Linked DNA regions of Homo sapiens: region 1 is linked to region 2. Evidence: read pairs that join two places in POLR2A ChIA-PET (ENCODE). Cell type or tissue: PC-9. All regions are shown on one strand. Links, peaks and the distances in the headings refer to the core of each region. The heading gives the core; the rest is flanking DNA.

Region 1 (9,879 bases), core at 278-8,277, 130 kb after region 2:
GGGGTCACCTTAAGAAAAACCAACAAAGCTTCAACAATGGCCCTAAATCAGACCTGAGTGTATAGAAGCATTTAGACTAGAATAATAGTGTGGACAGGTGCTGGGTTACGTGGTATTTTTAATAAAGGTTAGGTCCCTTCCTCATATCATTTGCTAACAATTATTACAGATAGATTTGATATATGATATCAAAGGCAAAAGTCACAAAAGTAAAAACAGATAAATTGGACTTCATTAAACTGAAAAACTTTCCCCTGACAGTGTGTGGCAAAAAAATAATAATACAAAAAAGGAACACTTTCCTGCTCCTAAGAAAAGCATTAAGAAAGTGAAAAGGCAACTCATGGAATGCGAGAAAACAATTATAAATCAGATACCATCTGATAAGGGGCTTGTATCTAAAAGATGTGTTTCTTTAAAAACCTTTTAAACTCAACAATAAAAAGACGAATAACTCAATTTAAAATGAGCAAAGGATTTGAATAGAAGTTTCTCCTCCAAAGAATATATATAAATGATCAGTAAGCAGATGAAAATATACTCAATATTATTAGTCATTAGAAAAATGCAAATCAAAACCACAATGAAATACACTTCACATCTACTGAGATGGCAAAAATCAAAAAGAGAAAACAAAAATTGTTGGCAAGGATGTGAAGAAACTGAAACCCTCATGCATTGCTGGTGGGAATGTAAAATGGTGCAGCCACCTTGGAAAAGAGTTTGGCAGTTCCTCAAAAAGTTAAATAGTTACCTATGATTCAGTCTGTTTCTGTTACTATAACTGAATACCACACACTGGGTAATTTACAAAGAAAAGAAATTTATTTCTTATAATTCTGGAGGCTGGGAAGTCCAAGATTGAGGGATCACATCTGGTGAGGCTCTTTTAGACAGTGAGGACTCTCCATAGAGTGCTGAGGTGGGACAGGGCATCACATGGTGAGAGGGCCAAACAGGTTTTTATAACAGATCCACTCTCATGAAAACTAACCCATTAATCCACTAATCTATGAGTGGGTTAATCTATTCATGAGGGCAGAATTCTCATGACTTACTCACTTCCCCAAGGTCCCACATCTCAACACTGCTGTGTTGAGGACCAAGTTTCTAACATGAACTTTTGGGGGAATACATTCACACCACAGCACTGAGCAGTCCCAGACCTATGTATATATTCATGCAAAATGAAAATATGTTCACAGAAACACTTGTACATGAATGCTTATAGCAGCATTATTCATAATGGCAACAAAGTGGGAACAACCCAAATGTTCATCAATTAATGATGAATAAACAAAATGTAATGTATCTACCCATCGGAATATTAGTCATAAAAAGCAATGAAATATTGATAAATGCTCCAACATAGATAGACCTTGAAAACATTGTACTGAGTGAAAGAAGCCTGATGCAAAAGGTCACATACTGTATGATTCCATTTGTATGAAATGTCCAAAACAGGCAAATCCAGAGAGACAGAAAGTAAATTAGTGGTTGCCAGGAGCTGGGAGGAGTGGAATGGGGAGTGATTATTAATAAGTACAGTTTCTTTGTTGAAATAATGAGAAAGTTCTGGAATCAAGTGGTGATGCCTGCATAACTGTGTGAAGTATAACACCAATTTTGTTGTTGTTGTTGAGACGGAGTCTTGCTCTGTTGCCCAGGCTGGAGTGCAGTGGTGTGATCTTGGCTCACTGCAACCTCCGCCTCCCGGGTTCAAGTGATTCTCCTGCCTCAGCCTCCTGAGTAGTTGGGATTACAGGCACCCGCCACTGCGCCTGACTAATTTTTGTATTTTTAGTAGAGACGGGGTTTCACCATCTTGGCCAGGCTGGTCTCGAACTCCTGACCTTGTGATCCACCCGCCTTGGCCTTCCAAAGTGTTGGGATTACAGGCGTGAGCCACAGTGCCCAGCCACACCAATTTTATTAATAAAATACATATAATTACATAAGCATATACAAATTATTTAAGCAAAACAAGCAGGAAGCTATTTTCATGGGATTGCTTCTGTACCCAGAGCTCTTAAATAAGCACACAGGGACTTAACTTGCAAACATTTTTTGTAACTTATTTAATTTAAATAAATAATAAAAAAAGGCCACACGCGGTGGCTTACGCCTGTAATCCCAGCACTTTGAGAGGCCAAGGTGGGTGGATCATCTCAGGTCAGGAGTTCAAGACCAGCCTGGCCAACATGGTGAAACCCTATCTCTGCCAAAAATACAAAAATTAGCTGGGCGTGGTGGCAGGTGCCTGTAGTCCCAGCTACTCGGGAGGCTGAGGCAGGAGAATCTCTTGAACCCAGGAGGTAGAGGTTGTGGTGAGCCAAGATCGCGCCACTGCACTCCAGCCTGGGCGACAAGAGGCAAAACTCAGCCTCAAAAAAAAAAAAAAAAAAAAAAGCCTCAGCCAATCACAAACAGCCAACCAACCAACTGGTTATATGGTTAGGGACCTCTCACCAGACCATACCCAAATAAGGCAAATGGCTCATCATATGACGCCCCAATAAGGAAAACATCTAGCTGTAGCCAATCAGATGATTTCTCTACTTTGCTTCTGTATTCAGCCTATAAAAGCTCACTGCTCATGCTACTACTTAGAGTTCTCAGAACCTCTTCTGGCTCCAAATGCTCTTGATTCATGAATCATTTTTTGCTTAGATGAACTCCAACATATTTATTTTGTCTAAAGTTTTTAACAATATACATACTAGATGGTGAGTTGACAAGTGATTTTTTTTCTCTTATAGTGCTTTTCTTTTTCTTACAGAGAACATGCATTACCTTTGTAATTAGAAAAATAAAACCTGTTAAAATAGGTGGTGGGTATGTGGGTGTTCACTGCTGTATATATGCATGATAGGGGTATATACATCTAAATTATCCAAAACTGGTTTCAAGTCATTAACATACAAACTAAAAGGAAGTGAGGCTGGAATTAAGTTTGAAGACTTAGAATAATGAAGGATATTCTAATTCTAATACAGTACTCTATCAAAACAATTCTATAGACAAGCATGTAAGAAAAATCTATTTCTTCTAAAATTATGTGCAAATTATCTTCTTAGTGGTAACGCTTCATTTCTCCGTGGAAATGGCCACTAGGATACCAGGTAATTGGTGCAGAATAATAAAATAATAAAACATCAGAAAAAAAGGAAACAAATATAAAGACTTCATTATTTATGCTCTGACTCCCAAAACGCCATCTTACTTAATTGCCTCTTTTTCCCCTGCCTGTTAGGCCTCTCATTTGGCTGTAGAATTCTCCAGTCCCTACAAATTATTGTTGCTTTCCCTTTTTATTTAATGTGAATGGTAATACCATTCTTCCAGCTGCGAACATTTCATAGGATAAAAATAACTTTTCTTTCCCTCCATTCTCCCCTATCCTCTAATCCAATTAAGGTCTACATTCTTCTAATTTTCACTTTCTAGTGCTTCACTTCTTTTACCATTAGCACCACCTTAATTCTGCACCAATTACCTGGCATCCAAGTGGCCATTTCCACGGAGAAATGAAGTGCTATCGCTAAGAAGATAATTTGCACATAATTTGAAAAAAAATAGATTTTTTTCTTACATGCTTGTCTATAGAACTGTTCTGATAGAGCACCGTATTAGAATTAGAATATCCTTGGTTATTCTAAGTCTTCAAACTCTGAATTCCAGCCTCACTTCCTTTTAGTTGGTATGTTAATTACTTGAAAGCAGTTTTGGATAATTTAGATGTATATGCCCCCATCATAGATAACAGAAAGATAAGTATTCTAAACTATGACTGGCCTCTATAGACAATTGGCCCTGCTAAGTGAACTATGGTAAAATTGCCGATTATAATTTTGGCAGATATCTGCCACCAACTTTATCATATTATTCATTGACCTGCAGGCCCATTTTGCAACTAACTTATTATGGAAGATTCACCAAGGAGTGAAGTTGCTTACAATTAGATGACTCATGGGTCCTTCGTTAACTTATTTTCCCTGAGGAATGTACTAATTGGCTGCTGGTAACATTTACCTTAAAATTTTCCCATGTTAAAGGAATTGCACTGAAGATACAGTTATTTTGGAGCCTCGATTATGTCTATATGTTAGAATGGAACTGCTTTTTATGAGGAAGAATTTGGTTCTGTCAAAAACACTTTCCCCATAGGAATATGGGTTGACCATTTTGGGGGAACCTTCATTCTTTTTGTTTGTTTGTTTGTTTGTTTGTTTGTTTGAGATGGAGTCTCGCTCTGTCGCCCAGGCTGGAGTGCAGTGGCGCGATCCCGGCTCACTGCAAGCTCCGTCTCCCGGATTCATGCCATTCTCCTGCCTCAGGAGCCCGCCACCACGCCAGGCTAATTTTTTGTATTTTTAGTAGACACGGGGTTTCACCGTGTTAGACAGGATGGTCTCGATCTCCTGACCTCGTGATCCGCCCGCCTTGGCCTCCCAAAATGCTGGGAATACAGGCGTGAGCCACCGCGCCCGGCCCGGAACCTCCATTCTTTAAAACGCCTGTCAGCCCTGTTCTTCATTTGGTTCACACGTCACGAAGACTTTCAGGTTTTCTATCACTGGAATGGCCAATTCTTTATCAAAAACTCATGGAAATTGCTTATTTTAATTTTTTTGAGACAAGGTCTCACTTTTTTGCTCAGGCTGAGGTGCAGTGGTGCGATCACGGCTCATTGTAACCTCCACCTCCCAGGCTCAAGCGATCTTGATTACACACGTGCACCACCACGCCCAGCTCATTTTCTGTATTTTTAGTAGAGACGGGGTTTCACCATGTTGCCCAGGCTGGTCTCAAACTCCTGGACTCAAGTGATCCACCCACTTCGGCCTTCCAAAGTGCTGGGATTATGGGCATGAGCCACCTCGCCAAGCCTCTGGAAATTGCTGTTTAAATACGTAGTCTAGTGGCCGGGCGCCGGTGGCGCATGGCTGTAATCCCAGCACTTTAGGAGGCCGAGGCGGGCGGATCACGACGTCAGGAGATTGAGACCATCCTGGCCAACATGGTGAAACCCCGTCTCTACCAAATATACAAAAATTAGCTGGGCGTGGTGGCGCGTGCCTGTAGTCCCAGCTACTCGGAGGCCGAGGCAGGAGAACTGCTTGAACCCGGGAGGCGGAGGTTGCAGTTAGCCGAGATTGCCGCCACTGCACTCCAGCCTGGCAACAGAGTAAGACTCCATAAAAAAAAAAAAAATGTAGTCTATCAGTTCTTCCAGATATTTTAAACTTCATTCTCAGGGGAGGCCAGATCATCAGGGAAATATATAGCTGGTCTCTGGTATAAGCTTTCAGTAAATTATAATTTGGCCACATGCCAAATTGTGGCGTCTGTAAGAGTTTACTGTGAGGCCTCTATAAGAAAATGACTGAAATTCATGATTGCATGCATTTATTTATAGCTACAAAATATTGCGTGCTTATTCTGTCAGGTATCATGCTATGTGCTTTCAGTGTGTCACTTAAATTTAATCCCTCCGACTACCCCAAGGAGTGGATATTATCCCTATTTTACAGGTCAGGATACTGAAACTCAAGACAAGTTACGCGGCTCGGAAATGGCAGCAACAAGATTCAATTCAGGGTTGTCTGATTTTTAAATCTGGTGGCCTTACCCCACTAGGAAAGCTAATTTCCCACCATATCATATACTACCCAATATTAAGCATCTATATAGATACCCTGACAAGCATTTTTTGTTTTTAATCTATTTCTGGTTTTATTCTTCTTCCTCACTTTTATTATCACTTCATGGATTTCCTCAACTATTTACTTTTATACAATTGTAATAATATATTTTTAATAAACTGCCTAAAATATTTTTGGGTTTATATTCTATTGAGGTACAAAGAAAAATAAATAAAAAAGCTCCTCCGAAATCCTGTAGTAATTACTTTTACTTAATGTTGCCTTTGGTTTTTTTTTCGTGTTATTTGCCTTTATTAAATTTTCAGGTTTATGTTCTAGTGTACACATTGCTTAAGTTATTAAATAACTGAGGAAAGCCTTCTATTTTAAACTTCCTCTGGGTCCTTCTAAACACAACGGATATGTCTTTTCCTAGGCTTGTGCCTTGGTACAGATAACCAGATGTTTGAAGAAAGGGAGGGGGACTGGGCACGGTGGCTCACTCCTGTCATCCCAGCACTTCGAGAGGCCAAGGTGGGCAGATGGCTTGCGCCCAGGAGTTCAGGACCAGCCTGGGCAACATGGCAGGACCCTGACTCTACAAAAAATTAAAAAAATTAGCTGGGCCTGGTGGTGCCACACTTGGGAGACTGAGGTGGGAGGATTGCCTGGACCCAGGAGGTCAAGGCTGCAGTGAGCAGGACTGTGCCACTGTACTCCAGCCAGGGTGAGGGCAAGACCCTGTCTCAAAAAAAAAAAAAAAAAAAAATAATAATAATAAAAGGGAGGGGGATTAAAAGTAGTTAATGAATGAAAATTTATAATAAGAGATATTTTTAAAGTTCCATTATTTTACTCCCCTGCTTTTTATTTATTATTTATTTTTTAATTTTTTGAGATGGAGTCTCACTCTGTCGCCCAGGCTGGAGTGCAGTGGTGCACTCTCGGCTCACTGCAAGCTCTGCCTCCCAGGTTCATGCCATTATCCTGCCTCAACCTCCTGAGTAGCTGAGACTACAGGCGCCTGCCACCGCGCCTGGCTAATTTTTTGTATTTTTAGTAGAGATGGGGTTTCACCATGTTAGCCAGGATGGTCTCGATTTCCTGACCTCGTGATCCGCCCGCCTCGGCCTCCGTAAGTGCTGGGATTACAGGCGTGAGCCACCGCGCCTGGCCTACTCCCCTGCTTTGAATCAAATAAGGTATGGCACACGGCTTGCTGAATCCCGAGGTCTACTTATTAGTACCTGCTTATTTCTTTTCACTATCCTTCAGATTCTGTTTAAAATCCTAAAGTTACTTATTTACATTAGGAGGTGCAGCTATTTCCTAATAGGAATAAGCACTTTTTTTTGTCATTTTGCAAGCTCCTCTTCTATACCATGCCATCTTTAATTTTAAACAGCCCAGTCTGATGTCATCACAGAGGACCCGGTGTCAGCCACTCAAAGGGAACATTCTGCCTCCTGGGTTTCAGGTGCTTTTTTTGGTAACGCTAAGTGTGGGCCAGCGTGGAACAGTGGTTTTCCCGCTTGCTCCTTTGGCTCTCTGTGGTGGCAGAGCACCATGTTTTATGATCACATCATTTTTTCACTCTGACACGTGTTCAAACTTTTGCTTTGGTTTGGGTCTTTCAGGTGTTATCAAGGAACTCATCTTACACGTGTAGACATCTTCACCTTTCAAAAACACTCTGTTCTGGAAGTTCTGTTGCTAATAATTTTAGAGTTTAATTAGCTGAGACAAAGAAAGTATTTGCCACTTAAATTCCCAGACAGTGACTTGGCAAAATGAGACCTACTAGATTAAGAGTAAAAATGAAGAGAAAAGAAAAACAAATTAGGTATCATTTCATGGTAGTTGGGTATCAGTATATGAGAACGGTAAATGTTTCACTTTTTAATTTCCAGATTCAAATTATTAGTGCAGCTCATGTAGAGATACAGGAACAAGAGATTTAATATTATTTGAAATAATATTGAATACTGAATAATATCATTGAATATATAATATTGAATATTATTATTTCGGCCAGGTGTGGTGGCTCACGTCTTTAATCTCAGCACTTTGGGAGGCTGAGGGAGGCAGATCACTTGAGCCCAGGAGTTTGAGACTAGCCTGGGCAACACAGGGAGAGCCCATCTCTCTCTCTCTCTCTTTTTTTTTAAATTCATTACATAAAAACAGATTGGGGCAACGGTTTGTTTATTTACTTGCTTTTGACATCATATTTGCTCCTTCAACTAAAATGGTTTCCTCCATCTAGGATGTTGTGGTGTCTGAGCAATTAAAAAACTTAAAACGGTTTCCTCTTGCTATAAAGTAATGCAATTTTCTCTCATGGATTTCTTCCTCTTTCAGGGATTCAGAGTCAAAATCTATAGGAATATTACTAAGCCTGGCACATAAGACTTTTATGTGAAGTTAATCAGGTTGAGTATTTGGGAGCGGGAGGATCTCAGAGAGGACAGAAAACTGTTTATGAAAACTAACAGGTGACGATGAAACATTCCAGTGGTTCTGCAGATGATTCTGACTCATTATTTTCTCTTCATGAACGTCATATTTAGAAAACAATTTTTTTTTACTAAACAAAGTGAATTTATTAAGTAACAATTCAGCTTTCATTTATCAACAATATGTAAGTGCTAGATTAAAATACCTGATCAATATGAGATGACAATGGTGTTCTAGTGAAGACACAGAAATCCAGTGATGAAGCCTTATCATGAGTAAATGGATGGTTTCCATTAGATTTTGTCAAATATTGAATACAGATATCCATTAATATCTCTGGGCTCGAGGGTCCCAAATAAAAAACACTCGTAAAGACAGTCAAGAGGAAAAGGAAACCATGAGATATAGAGAATCTGGGGTAAGGCAAGTTCTTGCCATGCGCATCCCCTCTTCTGCTTCATCAGCAAATTATCTGCATGTTTTTCAGAGTGTATGTTACTTGTGTATTTTGAACCTTTTTCACTAATACCATGCTCTGCTATCTACCAAGTTTCCAATCTGTGATGGTCTGTTAGGTTACAATAAATGTTTCGATGACATTAATGAGCTCATTTGTGATCAGTAAATAGGAGCATGAACTCAGTGTAACATGGAGTTGTTCTGGCTTCTAGGCATGGGCTCCGGAATAGCAGAAGTAAAATTGTAACTCTAAGGAGGAAAGGAAAGTTCTCAGTCATTTCAGCTCTTTCTTAGGGAAATAAAAGGAGTCCCTGCAAGTGGAGCTCCTCCCCAGAGAGGCATACCCCTGAGATTTGCATGATTCTGGGCCCTGACTGGTTGCATTTCCTCCTGTGCTCAAAGTTCCTCTTCCACCTGCTCTGCTCAGCGCTCAGAAGCCAATAATCGCACTCAATTGTTTCTGTGCATTTTTAACAACCCCTGAGGCGGCCTTCACCACATGATAAGTTGCCTGCCTAGGCTATCCAAGTTACCTCTAGAAGGACTATTCATGTTTTTGTTAGTGCTTTAGTTACACAGATGTACAATTTTTGAGAAGTTTATCCCTAATCTTATTTTTACTGTAAACTCTTTAATGAACATTATGGCAGAATGCATTGTCTTTGAGGAACAGGTATCTTGTGTTATTGTAGAAGTATTGTACACTTAGTGGATGCTTACTAAATGCTGACACGTTATTTATTATTAATTGTCACAGGAATTTTAAAAAGTAATTCCATGGAATGACTGTATTAACAAGAACCTAATTACAAGAATTGAGCAAGACCATTTGACTCTCTAGAATATAGAATCTCTGTACGTCATTTTATTTTATTTTATTTATTTATTTTGAGACACAGTCTTGCTTTGTCACCCAGGCTGGAGTGCAGTGCAGTGGCATGATCTCGGCTCACTGCAACCTCCACCTCCAGGGTTCAAGTGATTCTCCTGCCTCAGCCTCCTGAGTAGCTGGGACTACAGATGCCCGCCACTAAGCCTGGCTAATTTTTGTATTTTTAGTAGAGACGGGGTTTCACCATGTTGACCAGGCTGTTCTAGATCTTCTGACCTCATGATCCGCTCGCCTTGGCCTCCCAAAGTGCTGGGATTACAGGTGTGAGCCACTGCACCCAGCCTAAAAGTCATTTTAATTTGTAAGATATGTTTACTGTTTTAGAGAGACAGAGGCTAACTTTTCATTTTCAAGGACTGCTGAACAATCATCCATGAGTTCTTGAAGTTGAATAACAGGAAACTGTACTTGTTTTTCAAACCATTT
Region 2 (11,085 bases), core at 1,832-9,831:
CACCCAGAACTCCAGCTGGCCCGCAAGAACTGCGTGCTGCCCCAGTTCCCGCTGGCGCCTCTCCCTCCACACCTCCCTGCAAGCTGAGGGAGCCGGCTCTGGCCTTGGCCGGCCCAGAAAGGGGCTCCCACAGTGCAGCGGCGGGCCAAAGGGCTCCTCAAGTGCCGCCAAAGTGGGAACCCAGGGAGAGGAGGCGCTGAGAGCAAGCGAGGGCTCTGAGGACTGCCAGCACGCTGTCACCTCTCAATATCATAAGGGCCATGAGAAGGTATCCAGTCAATAATTTAGATAAGGAAGAGTAAATAGGTTTCACCTAGTGTACCAACTCTGATTGGTTGATAGTAGCTGACTAAAGTATTATGTTGAGAAGGATGCTGAGGCTCTTTCTGGCCTTAACTAGGGAAGAGCACTATGATTGATTACTGATGCCTGTTGGAATGTTGAAGAGGTAAGTGACAGTCTCTGTGCTACATAGCTGACATAGCTTATAATATATATTCAGCAAGTGCCAATTTTTCTCTCTTATAATGTGGCAGCATTGAGAGGGATATAAAAATGGAAAAATATGATCATTTCTCAGAAGGAGTTCACAGTCTGAGGAAAGAGAAAGAAGCCAGAGTTGGTTGAATCATCTGGTGGTGACTGCTTGGCCGTTGGGCCAGCCAGATGGTCAAAAAGAAGCCTAGTGGTTACTGGGGACATATATGACATTTTTGTTGTGATGATGTTTGCATCTCTCTGCTGCCCTGCAGTTATGGAACTGTAGATATAAAACAAGGAAGTAGGATAAGGCAGAAATGTTACCTCTTGTGATAGCTCTGGAGTCAGACAGATTTGGGTTTAATTCTAGCCCCAATATTTATTGTGTGTTATTGGAAAAGTTGCTAAGTCTCTGTAGACCATAGTTTCCTCATCCACAAAATGGGCATAATTACAGCAGCTGCTACATTAGATTGTTTTAAGGGCTGTGTGTGTGCAGCAATTTCCTCCTTCCTAAAATGGGTATGGCTATTTCTCTCCCGGAAAAGAAGTGTGCCGTATAGTTAAGGTAATGCATGCAAAGTGCTAGGAGCTTGCCTGTCACCTAACCGTGGGGTCACCATGGAGCCACAGAGGGAATTTACAAATGCAAAAGAAGCTGATTGGCCACTGGGGTTAATGCTCAGGATTCTCGGCTCTGTCCTTCCTGTTTCTCTCCAGGAATGCGGTAGTTGTTCAAGCAATAATACTCCCATCTCCATTAATTATCTTAAAAGCTAATCAGAAGATACCAGGAAATGCAGCATTCTCTGCGTGCCTAACCTTTGCTGAACTCTTAAATGCTTTTGTTTGAGAGAAAGTTGTATTAACTCAAATCTATTCAGTCTTCCAGTTTCTACCTTCTCTGTTTCACCAGAGAGTATAATTATTCTCCAGCCTGGGAGGGAGCACTTGAAAAAAGCTGGGAGAGGGGGATGGGGAATAGGGAGACTGAGGGAGAGGGTTAGTTATTTAATAGTCTGAAAGTCAATGGAATGTTTGTTTTACCATCTCATTTTGAGATTTTTCTTGTTGACATGAAGAGTTAGATTTTTTGAGGATGAAACAACAAAATTATTTAGAAGCAAAGGAGAGCAAAGACTGAGCAGGCCACGATTTAGAATATTAGCAATGACTTTTGAAGTCAGAAGGGTAGTAAGATAAATGAAGGTAGTAAGATGACTGCCTTTGTAAATCTGGCTCACTTGCAATTCTGTCTTAAACTGTGAGAACATCAGTTATGCAGCAGAGTTGAAGGCACTGGAAGGGAGTAAGGCCTTGGGCCCATGGAAGCAATGGTATCAGGTTTAACTGTCTTCTGGGCTCTTGAGGCCAATAGACCTGGCACCTACCAGTCTGGGCTCTGCCACTTTCTAGTTGTATGACATTGAGCTATATCTCTCAAAGCTTTAGTCTCCTTGACATAATAATGGTGCTATTAGTCAAGCCAGGCTAAGCCATGCTGCTATATTTCCACTCAATAATGAATAATTAATTGTAAATTCATTCAGCATTTTAGAGTTTACTATCTGAATTTCAGGAAATAATCCAAACCAGGATTCAAGCACAGGTTTGTCTACTCAAAATCCCTTTGTTGTTGTATTACATCTCACTGATCTTACAGAGGAAGTCATAGGTACCATAAACAGCTGCTGCTCAACCAGACTGAAGGCAAAGTAATTATCTTGGATAGTTCTGGTGCAGCCTTTTTGGAAAAATAAACAAAAGAAAATTTACTTATGTGACATATCCTACCAAGCACAATTTCTGGAAAGTGCTCATTACCCTTTGCTAATTGGAAAAAAAAAATCATTTTTTTTTTTTACATTGCTTAGACTTATTTTGCATAATCTAGACTCATATGGGCCTTGGGCTTGTAAAGATAAAGGCTGAGAATGTATAAGAGCACCTAAGTGGGAGGGGCACCTGGGTTCTTTCGGTCATGCAGCAGAAGCCTGGCCCTCTTCCTCTGCACCCTGCATTACTATCTAAACCCTCTCACTGTGGCCACAGGGGCCATTGCCTAGTGAGTAGAAGTGGGCACTGATCTGGCTATAGTATTGCTAAGCCAGATCTTAGCTACCCAACCCTTCTCAGCTCTTCTTTTTGCCTAACCTGCTCCAAGGCAGTGCTTTTTAGACTTTAATGTTTGTGCAGAGCTTCCAGGGATCTCGTTAAAGTGCAGATTCTGATTCAGCAGGTCTGGATTTGGGTCTGAGATTCTGAAATTGTATCAGGCTCCTGGGAGGTGCCAATGCAGCTGGTCCTCAGACCACATTTTGATTACAAAATAACATTTATCAGCTTTTCAATCCAGAGCAAATGGAGCATCTTGAAGTCTTACAGTTCTAAAAGAGACTTTAAAAAAATAATAATATAATGGCGCCAGGTGTGGTGGCTTATGTCTATAATCCCAGCACTTTGGGAGGCTAAGGTGGGTGGATCACTTGAGCCCAGGAGTTTGAGATGGGCTCGAGTGGGCAACATGATGAAACCCTGTCTCTACAAAAAATACCAAAAATTAGGAGGGTGTGGTGGTACACACTTGTCCCAGTTACTCGGGAGGCTGAGGTGAGAGGATTGCTTGAGCCTGGGAAGTCAAGGCTGCAGTGAGCCGTGATTGCACCACTGCACTCCAGCCTGGGCAATAGAGCAAGACCCTGTCTTAAAAAAAAAATAATAATACAATAATGAATTCTACCAGCCATGCACAAATAATTTACTTAAATAGTCTACTCTTTAAAGATACTCTTCTCCTCAGAGAGTGTCAGTGTACTGTGTCCTGTGCAGTCAGAGTCAGCTGCCATGCCAGGATTTTTTGCTGGACTCTTTTACCCTGTGTTTTATTTCCACATGTGCTTATATCAGTTTTTGCCTAGTGCTTCAAATGTAGGTCTCTTAGAGAGCAGTGCCTCTAATCTGATCTCCACGTTAACCCTCGGCTGCTGATGGATGGAAAATGAGCCTGGCGGAGCACTATGAGATGAAGGGCTGGTATTCTTCTGTCTGCCACTCACCGTGAGCTCTGGCCTTGGCAGCTGCCTGCAGTTGTAAAGTCTGGCTCATGAAACCATGGTTTCCTGACCAGGTCCCCTTTCCTTCACACTGGAAACAAGCTTCATCCAGCACCTGACGGGGCAGGATCTATTCACAGCTTCCTCTATCTGGTTGCTTCTGTGAGGCCATGGGCTTCAGCTGACAGCAGGCGCTCTGGAACTTTAGCCCCCCGGGTTTTCCATATTTTTGTTTCCTTCCCAGCAGAAGGCAGGAGGGCTGGATCAAGCAACCACTGTCCTACTCCTGTCAGTCAGACATTAACATCCCTTCACAGGCTAGTATGAGAAGTTCTTTTACCCACGTCCCCTTGTCCCCTCCACTTCCCCCCAGCTGTGAATAGCTGAAAGGCAGCCAGAAGTTAGAAGCCCCTCACAGAGAAATCTGCAAGATTGCTTTATGGACGTTACCCAGGTGTTACTTTCTTACTGAGTCTCAGAGCTGTAATCAAATGCCTTCTGATGATATTCATCGTGCAGATTCGGGAAGCTTTGTGGGTCTCACTGGTATCCCACAAAGGGATGGTAAAGGAAGGGTATGAAATGAATGTGCCATTTGGTCTTTATCCCCCTTGCTCGCATCTGGGTGCCATGGCAACCACCTCACTCTGGAGAGGGGTCTACCAGGGGCCTTCCTATACGTCAGCCACAGCCTTGAAGGGCTGCTTCAGGGACAAGACAATTTTAAAAGAGTTTCCCATCAATCACCAAGACCTGTCATTTTCTTCTTCAAAATGCTTTTTGCATGCAGCTCCTCCCCCGCTTTGCCCGCTTGCTGGCATCTCGATCCAGCCCTCTCACCCGCACCCCCTCTTCCTGTGCCTTGAGGCCTGCGCTCCTTCTGCACATGCTTGTAAGAAAGAGCTCCCTAAAGCATTGCTCTCCTTGGGCCGTTCCTCCACTTGGAAATCTAAAATAGCTTCACATTGCCTTGGAGATCCAGCAAGAATACTCCTGCTTGTTTCCAGGCGCTCTGCAATCTGGTGTTCCCATTGTCATTCACTTCCCATCTCTTCAGTGGTGGCTTGGGTCAGCCTGCCTTCCCTGCTCTCCTCTCCTTGAGGCGGGAATTCCAGGCCCAGGGGTGTTTCCTCACCCCGGTTTTGTTCTTCAGATACTCTCAAAGCACCTTTTCCTTGTCCTTCCTAGTGCCCTGCACAGCTGTCATGAATGTATGGGTTTCATAGGATTTTGTTTATTGTCTGGCCTCCTCAACACACTGGAGCCCTCGGAGGGCAAGGACGCTGTATGAATCTGCTTAAGGCCACCATGACAAATTCCACAGACCAGGGGGCTTTAACAGTAGAAATTAATTTTCTTGCAGTTCTGGAGGTGGGTAGTCTCAGATCAAAGGCTCAAGAAGCACGTTTGGCTTCTCCTGAGGTCTCTCTCTTTGGCTTGCAGGTGGCCTTTTCTCTGGTGTCTCTTTGTGTCTCCAAATCTCCTCTTATGATCACACCAGTTAGATTGGGTTAGGGCCGACACTAAAGGCCTCATTTTAATTTCACTGCCTCTTTAAAGGCCTTATCTCCAAATGCAGTCACATTCTGAGGTACTGGGTGATTTGGGCTTCAACATATGAATTTTGAGGAGACATAATTCGGCCCATAAGAGGCTCAATCCTCTCTGGCTCATGTACCTGCAGCACAGGTACATGTCTGGACATGGAAGGTAGGACTCAGCACAGGTTTGTGCCCGGAATGATGCCTGTCTCTGAGGTGTCCTGCTCCTCACCCGCCAGTCCTTCCAGGCTCAGGTCCAGCCCTGCCCCACATGAAAGCCCTTCTTAAGCCCTGGGCGACTTTCTTCTCAGAATTTCTCCAGTTTGCACATATGCAGTCTCATCTTGCTAACTCTTTCAGGAGTTTTAGCTTTGACCCCTTAACTAGCATAGACCACTGGGCTGTTCCTCCCACAGATCAGCCAACAAAGGGGCTGCTCTCAAACAAACTCCCCTCCCCCACGTGAATGATGCTTTTTCCCTTTGGAAGGATCTGGATCCATCATTGATTAAAATCTTCACGAGGAGGTCTTTGAGGGAGGACGGCCAGTTCCAGGGAGTGGCCCCTCTCAAAATCACCTGGCCTTCCGGAGTGAGCTGGAATCGAAGCTGAGAGTTTGGGTACTTGAATCCACAAACTATTAGGTTGGTGCAAAAGTAAATGTGGTTTTTGCATTAAGAGCAATGGCAAAGATGGCAATTACTTCTGTACCAACTTAATATGTTTCTTTTGTCCTAGAAATAATCACAGACCAAGATGAGAAACACAATCTGCTCATCAGCCTTTCCCAAATAATGGATTGAAACATTTTACTAGCTCAAAGCATTTCAAATCTGTATGGAGATTTTGTTTGGTTTCTAACCATTATTCTCTTGCCAGGCTGGGGAGCAAGTCTTCTGAGATTTAAAGAGTTAAGACTGGTTATGTCTACACATCCCCGGATAACTTAATTATTGACCCAGCTTGTAAATCATTCATAGCTTTCCAGAGATATCTATATACTTCTGCTGGCAGCAAATGAAATCCTGGGCTATTTGTGGAATGGTGGTTGGGGTCAGGGAGAGTGTGAAAAATTAAGAATAACAACACTTCCTTTCCTTCCTGAACTTTAATTGCCCCTTTAAATAAAGCCAAGGCTTTCTTCCTTTGCCACCTTCTCAGAGCACCTCAGTTAACTGCCAAGAAGGCTCTGGTTTCACTTGCCATTCTCCATGTCATGCCACTCAAGGATACTAGGTGACTTTGGTTTCATTTAGGAGTGAAGTCGCTGGGATCAGCCGTCTTGCCTGGAGTCCCCCTGGGTTACAGCCAGGGCTTTAGGAATGCAACATCTTACATTTTAGGTAACTCTTCTAATCCTGTCCCTAAGGGGCTGGATAAGAAATGATGGCTTTCAGCTGGCCTGCCAGTGAGGCATCTAGGCGGGTTTGTGGTTAACCAAGGCCACACACCCAGTGAGCAACAAGATGGGGTTTAATGGTAGCTGTGTCTGGTGGGGGCCACACCTCTGTGGTGTCTGGTGTCAGCCAGGCCTGCGTACTTTCAAATCAGAGGAGAGGTCCGGTCAGGGTTCCCAGGCTGCAGGGTCAGGTCCAACGCCTGTGAAAACAGACACCCAAATAATCAAAGACCTGCATTCCTGTGTCTAAATAGCAGCTAATCCTCACTCCTTTGAAGGAGCAGAAACCACAGGTGACAGTGAAGCCGTCAGTAGAATCAGCCACCTGGTTTGTTTGTCCCCAAGTCCTATAGTTCTCGGAGCCCAAAGGAACCTTAATAGCGTCTCAGTCCATTTTACAGACAAGAAAAATACAGGGTCAGAACACTTTTATTGCAAATTAATACAACCTGGAAAAAGGCTATTTTATTCAAACCAGAAAAGAAATTAATGTCAAGAGACTTTTTTTTTTTTTTTTTGGAGTTTCGCTCTTGTCAGCCAGGCTGGAGTGCAGCGGCGCAATCTCGGCTCACCGCAACCTCTGTCTCCCGGGTTTAAGTGATTCTCCTGTCTCAGCTTCCCAAATAGCTGGGATTACAGGCGCCCGCCACCACACCTGGCTAATTTTTGTATTTTTAGTAGAGATGGGGTTTCACTATGTTGGCTGGTCTCAAACTCCTGAACTCAGGTGATCCACTCACTTCGGGCTCCCAAAGTGCTGGGATTACGGGCATGAGCCACGGTGTCCGGCCGCAAGAGACTTTTTAAGGTAAACAGTTGAATATTTTAAATGCCAAAAGCTGATGTCGTAATTTATTAAAGCCAGAGGCAAATCTTTCTCAACTTGTTCAGTCAACACAGTCCAGTTTCTAGTCAGTTTCAGCTGAGTGTGTCTGGAAGCACATTTTCCCTCTGGGGAAAACTACTGGCCTAGCTGGGCCGCTCCTTAGGGCTTTAGAGTTGTCTCTTTGTTTTCCTTGAATGTGTAGTGGCTCATTGGTGTGGGGTGGGGAGGAATTCAGACGAGGAGATCTGCAGGGGAATTTTCAATAAGCTTTGAGTGTTTTATAGGCATCCTTGCAGACCACACTATAAGATGTGGCTTTGTGACCACCCATCCCCTTACAGAGGCTTCTAAGAGGCTGAGATTTCAAAATCAAACTTCACAGGCAGGCGGACTCAAAGCCTCGCATCAACCAGCCACACACCACCTTTCTCAACAACCTCATTTTGCACCTTTGGAGAACATCTGTTAGAATCAAGCAAACCCTTTTCCCAAATTCTACTCTTGCTTGTTACCATTTCTGGCCAGTTGTTTTTACATGTTATTTTATTTAATATTCATAAAAATCCTACAAGGTAGGTTTTATCATCTCCAATTTTCATATGAGGAAACTCAAGCTCTGCACAGGTGAGCAGCTTTCTCAAGCTGCATAATTAGTAGCATCACCAGTGTTGTCTTCATTCCATGATGCCATTTAGCAAAGCACAGTACCCTATAATTTTTAAAAAGACTCTCTTGACCCTAGTGTAGAACTCTGTTTGGATAAACAGATGACCAGAGAATGTGGCTTGTATCAGGAGACTTCACACTGCAATTTTAGAGTCCTGTACCTGTAACCTGTGTGTGCGTATGTGTATACACATTACTATTGCCATTTCTTCTTCTCATCAGTTTCCCACCAGGATGAAGTCTTTGTCTGGCTTGAGGATGAAGTCTCTATCTGAAGGCTGCAGAGCTTTGTCTGTTTGCTGGGGAGAGCTGTGGGCCTTTGAAGTATACCTCTGTGCTGAATTGTTTTGGGGCAGGGGTAGGCTTGTGGGGTAAGGGGAGAATCTTGTTTACTCACACTCACAGTCCCAGAGACTGTGCATCTTGCCCTGGCTCAACCAGTTCACAGAGGCCTGGATGAGCTTTATGCAAGAGAGGTCTTTATGGAAACACAGACGAAAAAAGCTGCCTGAACACATGCCAGAAATGCCACTTCAGGCTGTTAGGTTCTTGCTCTTCTCTCTCTGTGCGCCTTTTTGGCTTTGAGTAATTTGAAGGGGCTCCAAACCCCAGTTCCTTACCAGGCCTCTTTCCCCCACCAGTTTCAATGCTTCTGCCAAACTGAAAAGGTGAGCCCAGCAACCCTCTTTCCTCAAGCAGTCCTGCTCCATCCCAGCTACATTCTAGGTCAGGACACTAAAAACCCACCCCAGAGTGGATGTACAAGAACAATATTTTACTCAACATTTTGGCTTTTTAAAATTAAACTTAGATGAAAACTGGCTTTACAGATGTTGGAACACTGGTGTGGCCCTAAGAGCTGGCTTAGTTGGGGTTTATGAGGCTTATATGAGATGATGTTTTCCCATGCCTGAGTTAGGGTGTAGTCTTTACATGAGGGAAAAAATTCTTCTATCTGACCGTGCTGCAAATGATCTAACACTAAGTCTATTGTTCACACTGTCAAAATTAAGAAATATAATTGTATTCATGTTGGGATTTATAATTTATTATTTTATTGTTATTTTTGTTTGTCACATTTATTAATTCAAGTTTTATGTTGCCTCATCTTAACTTTAAAATGTGCTGTTGCTGGGCACAGTGGCTCACGCCTGTAATCCCAGCACTTTGGGAGGCCAATGCGGGTGGATCATCTGAGGTCAGGAGTTCGAGACTAGCCTGGTCAACATGGTGAAACCCCGTCTCTACTAAAAATACAAAAAAAATTAGTGCGCCATGGTGCTGGGCGCCTGTAATCCTAGCTACTCTGGAGGCTGAGGCAGGAGAATCGCTTGAACCCTCCGCCGGGAGGTGGAGGTTGCAGTGAGCCAAGATTGCGCCATTGCACTCCAGCCCGGGCAACAAGAGTGAAACTCTGTCCCAAAAAGACAAACTAACAAAAAATAACAAAAAATGTCCTGTTTAATAACTCATACTTACTCTCTTACGATAAGGAAATCATACGTCAACCAACAAAAGATGGTTGAAAGGTGAGTTGTTGTTTTTTTTATTTTTGTTTTTTTAGGAATGTGTGGCCGTATATTCATTTGAGCCTCTGAATTGGGCTCCCTATCCCTGGTTTTGGTGTAAATTAAGTTCCCTTATCACTGTCTGGCAGAGAGGGAGCTAAATGGAATAAAGATGGGAATGTCTGCTGGCTTCCTCCCTTTCCCAGATAACCAAAAACTCACGCTATAATGGTCTGCCAAATTTCCTCCCTTCTTTCCTCTCCCAAAGAGGACGTGTTTTTATTCCCTTTTTAATCACGGGGAGAGAGGCAATATCAACGACTATAGTCAAAGGATAGACATAAGAGAGGAAGTAAAGAGAGGAAAATGCAAGTGCGGAGCTCAGCCTAGAGAAAGCCTTCGGGAAATTGTGATGAGGGACACCTCAGAACAAATGCAGCACATATGAGTGAAATGGGTGCAGAAGAAAGGGAAATTCATAAGTGTTGCTGTATGCTCTATGTTTGCCTTCTCTTTGTGGTTTCCCAGAATCTCAAAATAAATAATTTGAGTCTTTGAAATTCCTTCTTGTGTCAGGCTGTATTCCTTGACTACCATCTTGAGACTGAACTATTTGGATCCTGCCTTTATACAGGTTATACCCCAGAAATATTCCTGTGTCCCCGCTTTTCTGAGGCTTTCTACTTCGCCCCATTCAGAGGTACAATATTATATTTCATGGCATCAGGATTTGGCTATCCTGCAGTAGATCACAGTAATTTGGATGGGTCTACAATAAGTCTAGACACAGTTCACCTCAGGGGTCACTTAATTAACCTGATGAATCCAAGAGGAACTGTTTTATTACCATGAATGAGAAATTTTCCAATTGGAGTTTGTTTAAATAATGAGGACATGTGGAATATATTCTAATTGTATTGGCTAGCTAATATCTATTAGATGAGCTTCAAAATATTTCAGGTTTGGGGGCTCGGCATGGTGGCTCATGCCTGCAATCCCAGCACTTTGGGAGGCTGAGGCAGGTGGATCACCTGAGGTCAGGAGTTTGAGACCAGCCTGGCCAACATGGCAAAACCCTGTCTCTACCAAAAATACAAAAATTAGCCAGGCATGGTGGCACATGCCTGTAATCCCAGCTACTTGGGAGGCTGAGGCAGGAGAGTCGCTTGAACCTGGGAGGCGGAGGTTACAGTGAGCGGAGATCGTGCCACTGCACTCCAGCCCGGGCGACAGAGCAAGACTCCATCTCAAAAACAAACAAACAACCCCAAATATTTCAGGTTTGTTCCATCCTCCTGTCCAGAGAATCCTAAGAAGCCTACGCTTGTCTTGTAGAAATGTAGTTAGAATTGTCTTTTAGAGGGAACAGTGATTTTGCTGGTGGCCTTTCAAATTGAATTTTTTATTAGAAGAATCTCCAATGCCATAAGCTGTCAAAAAGATGTGGCAGCATGTTTATCTATAACAGACATATCTTCAGTCATTTTTTCTCTGTGTGTTTAACTCGAGAAGTTGTATTATTTATGACTTTCAAAAATGTATTCTTGGGCAATGTTCACAGCTCAGTCGCCAAGAACATTCGTGGAGTCCCAGAGAGGTGTTCTGCTTCCCT

Evidence for each region. ChIA-PET counts read pairs that join two places held together with the same protein. Peaks named below come from ENCODE experiments on the same cell type or tissue, not always from the same donor. Only the 100,000 strongest peaks of a DNase experiment are listed, where the experiment ranks them.
Region 1: POLR2A ChIA-PET joins it to region 2 with 11 read pairs; 2 of 35 experiments call an interaction of 5 or more read pairs at or near these places.

Annotation. Positions count from the first base shown.
Region 1 is chr6:106,665,889-106,675,767 of GRCh38, reverse strand. QRSL1 (glutaminyl-tRNA amidotransferase subunit QRSL1) reads right to left here. Exons shown (of 11, transcript NM_018292.5): 11 at 7,351-9,879. The coding sequence ends at 9,766. Among named protein-coding and RNA genes, the nearest start is that of LINC02526, 25 kb to the left of the region's middle. In PC-9, for the core only: no CTCF peak of the experiment used is centred there; no DNase peak of the experiment used is centred there.
Region 2 is chr6:106,794,745-106,805,829 of GRCh38, reverse strand. No RefSeq gene overlaps it. Among named protein-coding and RNA genes, the nearest start is that of LINC02532, 13 kb to the right of the region's middle. RefSeq lists enhancers at 795-1,555, 6,502-6,796. In PC-9, for the core only: no CTCF peak of the experiment used is centred there; DNase peaks (open chromatin) are centred at 6,539 and 7,369; H3K4me3 peaks cover 1,359 bases; H3K27ac peaks cover 3,698 bases.